2 separate regions of the Homo sapiens genome follow, and region 1 is linked to region 2. A link is a loop called in an ENCODE intact Hi-C map of the cell type or tissue named here. Cell type or tissue: GM12878. All regions are shown on one strand. Each heading gives the region's core, and the rest is flanking DNA. Links, peaks and the distances in the headings are about the cores only.

Region 1 (5,387 bases), core at 170-5,169, 67 kb before region 2:
TTGGCATGTTTGTTAGCAATGTTTTTTCTTTGATGAAGCCTCCCTTCCTCTCTGACTCTACCACTCCTGCTTGCTCCTTCTCTCTCTGAATCTTCTGCTTGTTCTGGCTCTCCCCCTCGAGATCCTGGCATGACTAATTGAACAACCCTGTTTCAGAGCCAGCAAATTTTCCATTTCAAGGACTCTTGGTTCATCCCTGAAGTGGTAAATGGGAAGCCTCCAACAAGAATATGAGCTCCTTGGGATGGAAAGTAAATGAGTCTGTTCTGATATAGCCAGGTTGTGCTTTTCTATTATCCTGGACTGGAGGAAGCTTGGGGCGAGGGTCGGGAGATAGAAGGCTGAGAGATGACATTCAAGGTCACAAATATGAAAGAGAAGAAAACATTGTTGAATTTTTGGAAAGACACATCACTGGCCTAGTTTTTTGCTTATGGGATGGGCCACTCTCACTCTCATCTCAGGAGACATAAATTTTTATGAAAAGAGGGAATCAGGAGAAGAGAACTTTGAGCAGCTAAAGAGAACTACTGAGCTTGAGGTGAAAAGTCAAGAGAAGGGCTTCAGATGCTTCCGTATTGCTGTTCCTTTGAAGCTTCATCTTAAAATGGAATAGGACTGTTTAGGAAGCAGGGAGTTAGAAACAAAAGGTTGTTATTATTATTGTTAAGTGCTTTCTCTGTGACAGGCACATCACTAAGATCATCATATCCATATCTCATTGATTCTTACAACTCCTTTGGAGAGTATAAGTTCTCCTATTTTGAAGTTGAGGAAACTGAGGCTTGGAGATGTTAAATGCTTTGCTTAAAGAGCAGCAAGAAAGTGACAGAGCCACAGAGAGCTTCCACTGCATTGTACTTTCCTGATAGTTTCCTTAGAGTATGCACTGACTTGGGCCCTTAAATGCTTCACAAGACCTGCAAGGATCATTTAGATATTCTCTTGCTTTTTCTTGGCTTTTTGCTGGAAAGCTGGGACTTCCAGAGGCACTGAAGGCTGATGTGTGCCCACCCACATTCACACACGAGGATGTTACCTTGCTCTCCCCGGCTGATTAATAGAGGATACATTATCAGAGCTAATAGGACTCAAATGAAGAAAACTGGTCAAGTGAAACCCCGTAAATTGGCTTGTGTGCTTCCTCTGTCTCTTTTAATACCCGATGCTGGGGATTTTCATCATTGTCCAGCCAGGCTACAGGGGAAAGGATTAGCGTAAATAACTCCCATGGCAGTGATAAGAGTGCAGCCAGCTGCTTTGATGGCCCATTTATTAGCATGACAAGAATTCAAATCTACAACAGAAGGAGCTTTTATTTTCTCTGAAAACATGGCTTTGCTTCAGAAAAATGACTGAAAATACAGACTCCTCTCTCTCCCTGTCTTCCTCTCTCCATTTTTTCTTTTCTTACCATTTCTGATATTAGTCTGTTCTGGCTGCTATAACGAAATATCACAGACCAGGTGGTTTATAAACATCAGAAAGTTATTTCTCACAGTTCTCAAGGCTGGGAAATCCAAGATCTAGGCCAATTGAGTGTCTGGTCAGGGCTTGCTTCTTAGAGCCATAGGTGGCTTCTTCACACTGTGTCCTCACAGGTGGGAGAATGAAGGGTCTTTCTTGGGCCTCTTTTATACGGGCACTAATCCCATTCATGAGGGCTCTTTCCCCACAGCCTAATAGCCCTCCAAAGACCTTATTTCCTAACACCATCACACTGATGATTAGATTTCAAAATATGAATTTTGGGGGGACACAGATATTCAGACCATAGTAGTTCCCTTCTGTCAGGGTGAGTTTTCCTCCCTTTTGCTTGGCAATGAATGAAGTGTGAAGCACAAGGACAAAATATCCCTGGAATGCTTGGTTGCTCAAGCAGCAGCCGTAGTAGCAGCAGCATGGAGAAGTGGGCACCAGGAAGTCTGGGTTTTCATCCCACCTTCTCTATTTATTACCTGGGTGGTCTTCGGTCTATTACTTAACCCTTTTGTGCCTAATTTCTTCCCAGCCCCCACCCCAAAGTGGGGATAATAAAAACACCTTGTAATAATAATAAAAAAATCTTGTAGGCTTTTGGTGGAAATTAAACATAAAAGGTTGAGAAGAAAGCCTGCTAGAGACTAGGTGGTTAATTCATGTTAATCATTATTAGTAGTGAGAGGGCATAAACTCATAGAAGGGAGAAAATGGTATGAGTGACGCCTCTGTGACAGTTCGTCTATTTTGTTTCTGTTCCCTGTCAGATGCCTCACTTGTTTCACTCTGACTGCAAGAGCCGATTTTGTTTGAGCTGCCCTAGCCGCAGGGTTACTGAGTGAGCTCTACGTGGGACAGGCACCACAGAAGAGCCACCAGGTTGTTTGTGTGTGATAGAGACGTGGCTCACTTGGAGAATAAGCAGCTAAAAGTAGAGCTCAAGGGCAGCTTTACAAAAGCTACATTCCCTGTGTTCCTGAGGTTTCTAAAAGAATATATTTTCATGGTAGTTACGGAGGGGTCAAGGTTCTTGGACATCTGAGTCCTGTCCTGCCTTAGTCATGTCCTGGGGAGGTGCTCAGCAAAGATCAAAGTCCAATAAATGCACATTTTTTCTGGCAATGTTTGATGCTTTTGTTCCATATTCCATGTAGTCTCCTGATGTTGGATCATAAGGAAGTTTCTTTCATTTTGGCTAGAGATAGGCTTTTCCTGGGTCCTCACTCATTACCCCTTCTGTGAAGGAAGCAGTCCTTCCTGGAGAAAGCTACTTAAAGGAAGATCATGTCAATGAAGGAAGAATTTTGTCTCTCTGCCTAGAGCAGAATTAGTGTGGGCCATTCATTCAAGGTCTTTAGGGGTGGTGGTGAGCTAGGGAAGAGTAGGAGGATGGCTTTGGCCTAAATAACTTTTTAAATGTTGTGAATGATAAATAATATTATAACACACATACACACACACACACACACACACACACACAATCTTAAGAGAGAGAGCCTGACCCCAGGTCAGGGGTCTATTGAATATCCTTAGCCTTTACAGATCCCATCATTAACCCTCCTTGGGGATAAGTAAGTGGGAGGCCAAGGGCAGAAAGGAGGAGTGAGCAGGGTTTGCAGGAAGAGAAACAAATTACCTGTAGAGCAAGAAAGGGAAGTAGAAGGTAGACGCTAGGATAGAGCTGTATTTCTCAAACTGAGAGATGAAGATGCATTCTCAGGGGCCCATGGCTTCTTTTTAAGAGTTGTTTAATTTTGTGTCTTTTAACTAGGTAATCCAAAAAGAGCATATAGGCATATTCTAGACCAATTTTATAACCCTTTGAGAATCCCCATTTGCATTTTTGTGCTGACATTAAAGACCACTTTTTAAGATTATCAAGTTATGTTGATAAAGAACAGAGGTAAACATCATACATGTGACTACTTTATAATGACAGTCTGTGCAGGGGGTCGAATAAAAAAGTGGCACGAGGAATAAACAATTACATGATATATAAAGTTTAGGAAAAGCTGCTAGAGTCAAAATAACTAACTCTGGAACAATCCGAGCTGCTTTTGTGAGCACTGGTTTTGTTTATTAAAAAGCACATTACCCATCACATTAAATTGATGTTGATAACTTGAATTTGTTGGTTTGTAGTTTAAATTTAATGTGTAGCTATATCTTGGTTGCTCAAGCAGCAGCAGCGTGGAGTAGTGGGCACCAGGCAGCCTGGGTTGTCAACCCACCTTCTCTATTTATTACCTGGGTGGGTCTTGATTTTAAAGATTTATAAGAGATACAAACATACAATATTTCACCTAGTATATGTTGTATGCATTCAAATAACATTGTTTTATTTAGCTATGTAGATAGTTCTTATACTGAGCCTAATACTGTTCCAATGGTTTTAGATATGTTAACTCATTTAGTCCGCAGAAATTACCCCAAGAAGTTGGGATCACTATTCGCCTCCAATGAAGAAATGAAGATGTAGAGGGATTAATTTGCCCAAGGACCAGTAGAAACTAGAGATGAGATTTGGACACACGTTTTCAGAGTCTAGAGCCTATACTTTTAATCACTTTATATACGGTCTTTTAATTATCTAAGTTTTATTCTTTAGATTAAATGTGGCCTCCTCACTACTCAAGTTTCAAAAACACTAGGAGGGTGTTGCTAAGATTGTCCAAAGCATTTATTATTGTTCCTTCAATTTCTCATCTCGTGCATCTTCTCTTATTTTCTGTTTACTTCCCTTGAACCTTACCTGTTACCTTAGCTATGACTCTATGTTCCTCCTTTTCTATCACATTAGGCCTCATGCCTTGCAAATCCTAGTAGTAACTTCAAGGCTGGATAAATTTTGGGCTAGTATCTTTCCAACACCCCTTCTACCTCTTCTCGTTGCGTAGCATCAATATAATTTGGAAAGGACAGACACGGCCTTTCTGTTCCACAAATAAGACCTGATAGTTTTAATCTGATCAAGATAATCCCATCTCCCTTCATGTAGTGACTGGTTCAGCTAGTTCAATCTATGCCAGTAGGCACATAGCATTACTTTGCCTAAAGCAGTTGATTTAGGAATGGATTTGTAACACAGAATGAGCCAATAAGAGGTGAGAGCAGATCTGAAGGATCTGCCAGAGGCCAGGGTTCTCTCTTTCTGGTTATTGTGTTGTGAGGATATGAAACCGCCACTTTTCCACCACAAAGAAAGCCAACCTTGAACTGAGACTGAGTGCAAAAGGTAGAGCAAAGAGACTGAAGAACAGGGCCACTGCCAACATTGATAAACCATGGAGCCAACAATTTTGAAGGCTTCCCTTTCTTGAAACTCTATATTACACGAGCCAGAAATTTTGTGTTAGTTTAGCCAGTTGGCTCAAAATCAAGTTCTGAGATATGTTTCATAGTTGGACGAATTTGCAATGGATTCTGATTGTCTCATCCACTTCTAGTTCCGGAGGCTTTCCACTTAACTGTATTTGACAGTAGGTTGTAGTGTGATTGCAGTATTCTTTCTCCATTATCTATGTATGACTAAAGCCCATATTAAAATGAATTAATTTATAACGTGTATGAGTTTTCTGTCACTGCATAACAAATTACCACAAAATTAGTGGCTTAAAACAGTACAACTTCATTATCTTACTATAGTCAGAAGTTTGCTATAGATATTACTGGGCTAAGATCAAGGTGTTGGCATGGCTGCCTCAGTTTCTGTAGACCCTAAGGAAAAAGTCTGTTTCCTCATTTTTCCCAGCTTCTATAGGCTGCTCACATTCCTTTGCTGTTTGCTTTCTTCCTGTGTCTTCACAGTCACCAATGGTTAATTGAGTCCTCACACTGCATTTATCTGACTCATCTTCACTGTTCTATCTTTCTCTGATTATAGCCAGAGAAAGGGTTCTCTACCTTAT
Region 2 (5,387 bases), core at 269-5,268:
TTATTAGAATTCAGTCCTTACTGTCTTCAGAAAGACAATTTACATATGGCACCAGCTCAGACATGCTTCTTCTAATTCATTTGAAGGGCACTGAAGGAGATCAACAGGGTTTAATATTCACCTACAGTCTCACTTGTTAACGTGCCTTTATGGTCTCATTTTGGCCTGGCTACCTTCCAGAAAGATTTACCAGACTTCTTGTGAAGAGGCCACTGTTTGGCTGAGGTGAAGGTAAGCCCAAAGCCAAAAATTGGATTTCTACTGGCCAAAGAATGTAGCTCACCAGGCAGAAATGGCCAATGTCTAGGCTAGAGGCCACTGCTCCTGCCCCCATGGCTGTGGCAGTCATTGCTAATTGATTTGTTGGCCTAGTTTGCATATAGTCTCAGGACTCTTGGTCACATCACTCTAGGAAATTACAACCAATGGACCATACTTGTCATGCAACAAGTTAAAACCTATTTGCTACCCCTGGAAATAGAGTGGGCATGGAATAGGAAAGTGCTTGGCTAAGACAGTCTATGTGTATGTATTTGCAGCACCAGCACCATGTTTTATTTCATTTTATCATTTCAAGTTTAGAACATTTTTCTTTGATTGTGTTTCAGTTTCTCTGGATGCTCTTTAAATTGTCTCATGAGGAAGTGAACACAACATGTCATTCCAGGAATGATCTGATTAGAGCAGAGACGGGAAAGCAGGATGCTCACCTTAGAAAGTTCTATATCTATTGATGTAGTAATATTAATGACCTCCTAGAACATGTGTTACTGTTGATCTATGTTTACCCTATCCTACAGAAGAGTATTTAAAAAATGTTTTTTGAACACACACATAGGATACATTTATCCCTATTAAATTTTATTATAAGATTTGGTTCATTAGCTCAACATTTGGCAGCCATTTGATGGAAAATTCCTTTGTAAAACATGTTTTCTCTTCCTGCAAGCTTTTCTCACCTACAGATGTGATTAGCAATGTCCTGTATCTTCATTTATGAAAGATCCATGATATTTAGCATCTCTACATCTCTGTAGAAGAAGAGAGTAAAACAGGTGCTTCTCCTTCTCTGATTAATTTCCACCCATTCTTCAGTTCTCATATGCTTTTCCCCTGGAAGACTTTCTCGACTCCCACCTCTGCTTATTTACCAGGATGTGTGACCTTGATAGATTAGGTGACTCATTTGTGATTTGAAAGGTCAAGAATTAGACACTATCCAAAGTCTCATACAAAAACCATAGAACTGCTCTGGTCTTAAAACAAAAAACAAAACCCAAAACCCTGTCATAACTGCCAGAATTCTTTATTGTTTAAACCAAAGCAGATTAAATAATGACTGAAAGAGGTGTTTTTATATGAAAATTATTTGCCACTTATGGCAAATTGAACAAAGTTTTTCTTTCTCACTCCCCTTTTGCCTTCATTGACTTTGGTGACTGCTAGAATATATATATTATATACATATATATATAATCATCACAGCTGCTAAATCAAGATAGAGAAGATCAGTACTTTCCTTCCCAGGGGATGCATCAACCATCATTAGAGATGCAGACAGCAAAACAGCAATTTGAGCCTCAGAGAGCAGGTTGGAAAAGGATAATTTACAGTTGTGTTTCTGCTGCTGGCATTACACTAAATCACACCAAGTCCCTTCATTTGTTAGGCATGCTTTCAGTCTTGAATCAGAACGAGCCTATCAGGGTATATGTTGCCTCCATTTTTGAAAATAACATTTTATTTTTCAGAAATCTAAGGCCAAGAAAAAAAATGAGTTTCCTACTCTGATGGAAATGCCTTAGGTGTACTTGGACCATGGGCAGAGGAAAAGCAGGGGGGCTGAATGTGAAGGCAGGACTTATGGCTGTGGAGTGGGAGAACAAAAGTCTCTTTTCCTCCTTTTCATTTTTCAGAAAGCCTCAATCAATACCCCAATTGTAACTGCACCAAGGGGCATAGGAGCAGAGAATCCAATACAAATGCATTAAAACCTTTTAAATTTGACAGACAGAGTGCAAAGGCAGATATATTCTTGACAGTGAATTTCTTATGTCAGAACAATGATTTCAAATCTCTTGGACAGAAGGGATCCTGGAAGAGAAGAGGTTAGTGTCAGTTTAGCATTGTCCTTTGTCTTCCCAGAATTTTATGCTGTTTTTTTAAAAAATGATAGCTTAGGATTTGGTTGAAATTATCAATAATAATGTTGCTTTGCAAGTTCTACAGGTCTTCAATATAGATACATAGAACGTGGAAACCACCTAGACCACCATTATCCATTTTAAAAATGAGGATTTTGAGATTTAGACTGGAGAAGACCTGGCCAGCTGAGGGCAGAGCTGGGGCTAGCAAAGTTCTGTTGGGTCTTTGTCCCAATTCAACCTCCGGGTAAATCTTTTACCATCTGGCCATGTCCATATGAGGTCATCAGCTGTGTGTCATCATTGCCATGGATATTCCGCAATTCGAGGGCAGGAGCCCCAGGAGGCAGGGTAGCCCGTCCTAAGCAGGACATGGTATCTCTCACAGGCTCACACTCTCTTGATTCATGGATTTATTCTGAATTGAACATGTTTTTTAGACAAAAGCCCTCATGATTTTAGAAAGTTAAAAAAGGAAAAATAAAAATACAAAACAGGCTTGGAGAGCAGAATAACATATGGAAACAATGAGTGAACATTTTGCTTTGATGATGTCAAGGGCATTTTTAAGTGCTCAGCCAAAGTTCTTTTACTGTGAACAACAAGATACTTTTAATCTTTTGACATTTATGCTAGTCCCATCTCTTTCCGCTTTTGGTCATGTGTATTGATTTTTAGTCTGTTATTCGGTGCAAGTATGAGTTAATGAGATCACCTGCCACCCCTAAGATTAACAGATAACTGTTTTCAAAAGAAGAAAGTCAACTTTTCAATAATCAATCCGTTTAGTTCATTTCTCTCTCTCCCCCCAATTCATTCTTTGCCAGATTCTGTGATATACAATGTTGGTGTCCTTGTACATTAAGATACTGTTGATTGGCCTAATTTGAGAATCCAGTCCATAACTTTAGCCTCAGCAGCACTATCTACAAATGAACTAAGCTATCCTATTTTTGTGCTTTTTCTGTTTTCAATTTTGAGTGACCATCCTTGGTCTATGGTTGCCAATCAAGGAGAATGAACCAGAAACACAAACCAGAAGACAGCCATAAACCAGAGGCGATCACAAAGGCCGGAAGAGATCCACCACCGTCTAATCTGAGACTTGTGGTTTCTGAGATAAAGGTTGAGGCAGCTAAGAACTGGCACACAGCTCTGTCAACTGCTCCACTGTAGACCAGTGATCCTCCTCCTCTGTTGTCACAGTCTTCACGTTCCCTACCCTGCTCCCCTGTCGACTTTAGTGATATGAAACAGTTTCCCTAACACCAGGGAACTGCATGAATCCCTCTGAAGCTAGAATCCAAAGGAAGGAAGAGCTCAAACAGAGTCCTGCAGAACACCTGGCAGTCGCCTCAGCGCCTCTGTGCTGTCCTTTTCTGTTATTTGAAGTGAGAGTACCACTCTGTTGAAACAAGTACAGGGAGTCTCTGAGATACCAGTTTCTGCCAAACTCCCTTGTTAGGGTTCCATGATTTCCAGGGCAGAGTCTCAGCAGAGCCTTCTAAAGACACAGCCACATCCTCCACCAGGTTTCGAAAATTGTGCCACATTCTTACTATTTCATCAACTGTTCCTTCTTCTGTAACCCAAATTTAGTTAATGAATCTGTTATTAATGTAAAAGGCAAAATAGAGAGCTCGGTCTTTCTGAAGTTGTTTTGGGACCTCCAGGACTGACAAGACACAGTACAAATCCAGTTCCTGTCCTGAAAATCAAGAACTCTTTTTTTGTATGTAAAGTTACTTTGTAAATTCTCCCTTGGCAATTTTCATGACAAGAAAGAATCACTTTTGTAGGAAAATGAGTAAAATTCTTGCACAAAGTTATCTTTTAAATGTCAGGACTTAAAAAATATCAAAAATAAGAAAGTAGTTTAAGGAGAAACTTATGAAACTTACAAAGCTTGCAGGATGTTGAAACGGTTTTGTCCCAAGTTATAATAGAATTTTGTTTTCCTAAGTCTTACTGTTGAGGGTCTGGCTTTGGATGTAAGGGACTCCTGTTATTGACAAATATAATGGGACATGTAATGTTTACTGAAATTCATTTTATCTGTTACTGAAATTCATTTTACCTTTAAGATCAAAAACAGCAGGTATTTTAGATTATATTAGGAAACAGATCAACTATTTCATTCCTTTTTTCCTCCATCTCCACATGGGGCATGTCCATACATGTAATACACACACACACACACACACACACACACACCCGTATCCATTCCAAGCAAATGTTTGAAGGAAAACAGGACCTTGAAAATGAATAAAAAGGAAAGTATATACATCACAAATGTGATTTTGAATCTAGACAAAAACAAGACCAGGCAATAGACAAGTGTTCTTCAGAATATGTTATTGTCAGTTAATTTTCTTCTGTGATTATTCATTTCATAACTGCAAAAAACCAGCAGTGTCATCCCAGAATTGTACAAATATAATGAAATCTTTTCATAGAGAAGATCTATAAGCCATAGTAGCAGCTGTTGCCCACATTTAGCAATTATAGGCTTATTATTTACTATTTATTAAATACCAGTAGTAGCAGGGTTCTATAAAATGAATGTTTTTACCTAGTACTTTTTCTTTGAAGTTGCTGTTAAATGGGCAAGAAAAAGTAGGCAGACAGAGAGAAAACAGAAATACTTTTGGGAGAATGCTAAAATAGTTTTGCAAGGTTCAATAATACATGATTCACTACAGTTGATTCTGGTCATGTTGGAAGTGTCTTGAGGATAACATATCTTGATGGATGGGAAGGGAACATTTACAGGAAATAATGAGTCTTAAGTCTGTATGATGAAGTAAAAACAGACCTCAAAGTCAGACACATCATGGATTTGAATGTATTGACTCATAATTTGCAGGGCTCCATAGGTGCAGAGTAACTTAAATTCTTGATATGATAGAAGTTTTGAGAAACTTTTCTTCACCACTTAGTTTGACACAGCATGTAGGGGGATGTTTCTCAGATCCTGCTTCAATGCACAGGGTGATGCAAACTTTACTCCACTCATAAATACTTTATGCCTAGGCACAGCACAATATAGTAAGAGGAATTGATTTTGTACTATCAGAACCTCTAAACATATCTCAGATTCGTCTCCTGTTCCCAACTCAGAATCACACATTTCTAATCTTGGGGGTTGGGGGCTGGGGACTGAAGAGGGGGTTGGTTAGCTAGCTAGCCTTTTCTCTTCTAAGACTTCGTGGAAATGTATCTAGTCCTGATTTGCCATCTTCT

Evidence for each region. A loop is a pair of places that touch in the nucleus more often than their neighbours do. Peaks named below come from ENCODE experiments on the same cell type or tissue, not always from the same donor. Only the 100,000 strongest peaks of a DNase experiment are listed, where the experiment ranks them.
Region 1: a loop joins it to region 2, with 4 times the contacts of the local background. A loop is called at or near these places in 2 of 110 quality-filtered maps.

Annotation. Positions count from the first base shown.
Region 1 is chr11:42,837,529-42,842,915 of GRCh38, reverse strand. No RefSeq gene overlaps it. Among named protein-coding and RNA genes, the nearest start is that of API5, 470 kb to the left of the region's middle. In GM12878, for the core only: no CTCF peak of the experiment used is centred there; DNase peaks (open chromatin) are centred at 2,275 and 2,477.
Region 2 is chr11:42,770,970-42,776,356 of GRCh38, reverse strand. No RefSeq gene overlaps it. Among named protein-coding and RNA genes, the nearest start is that of LINC02740, 520 kb to the right of the region's middle. In GM12878, for the core only: no CTCF peak of the experiment used is centred there; no DNase peak of the experiment used is centred there.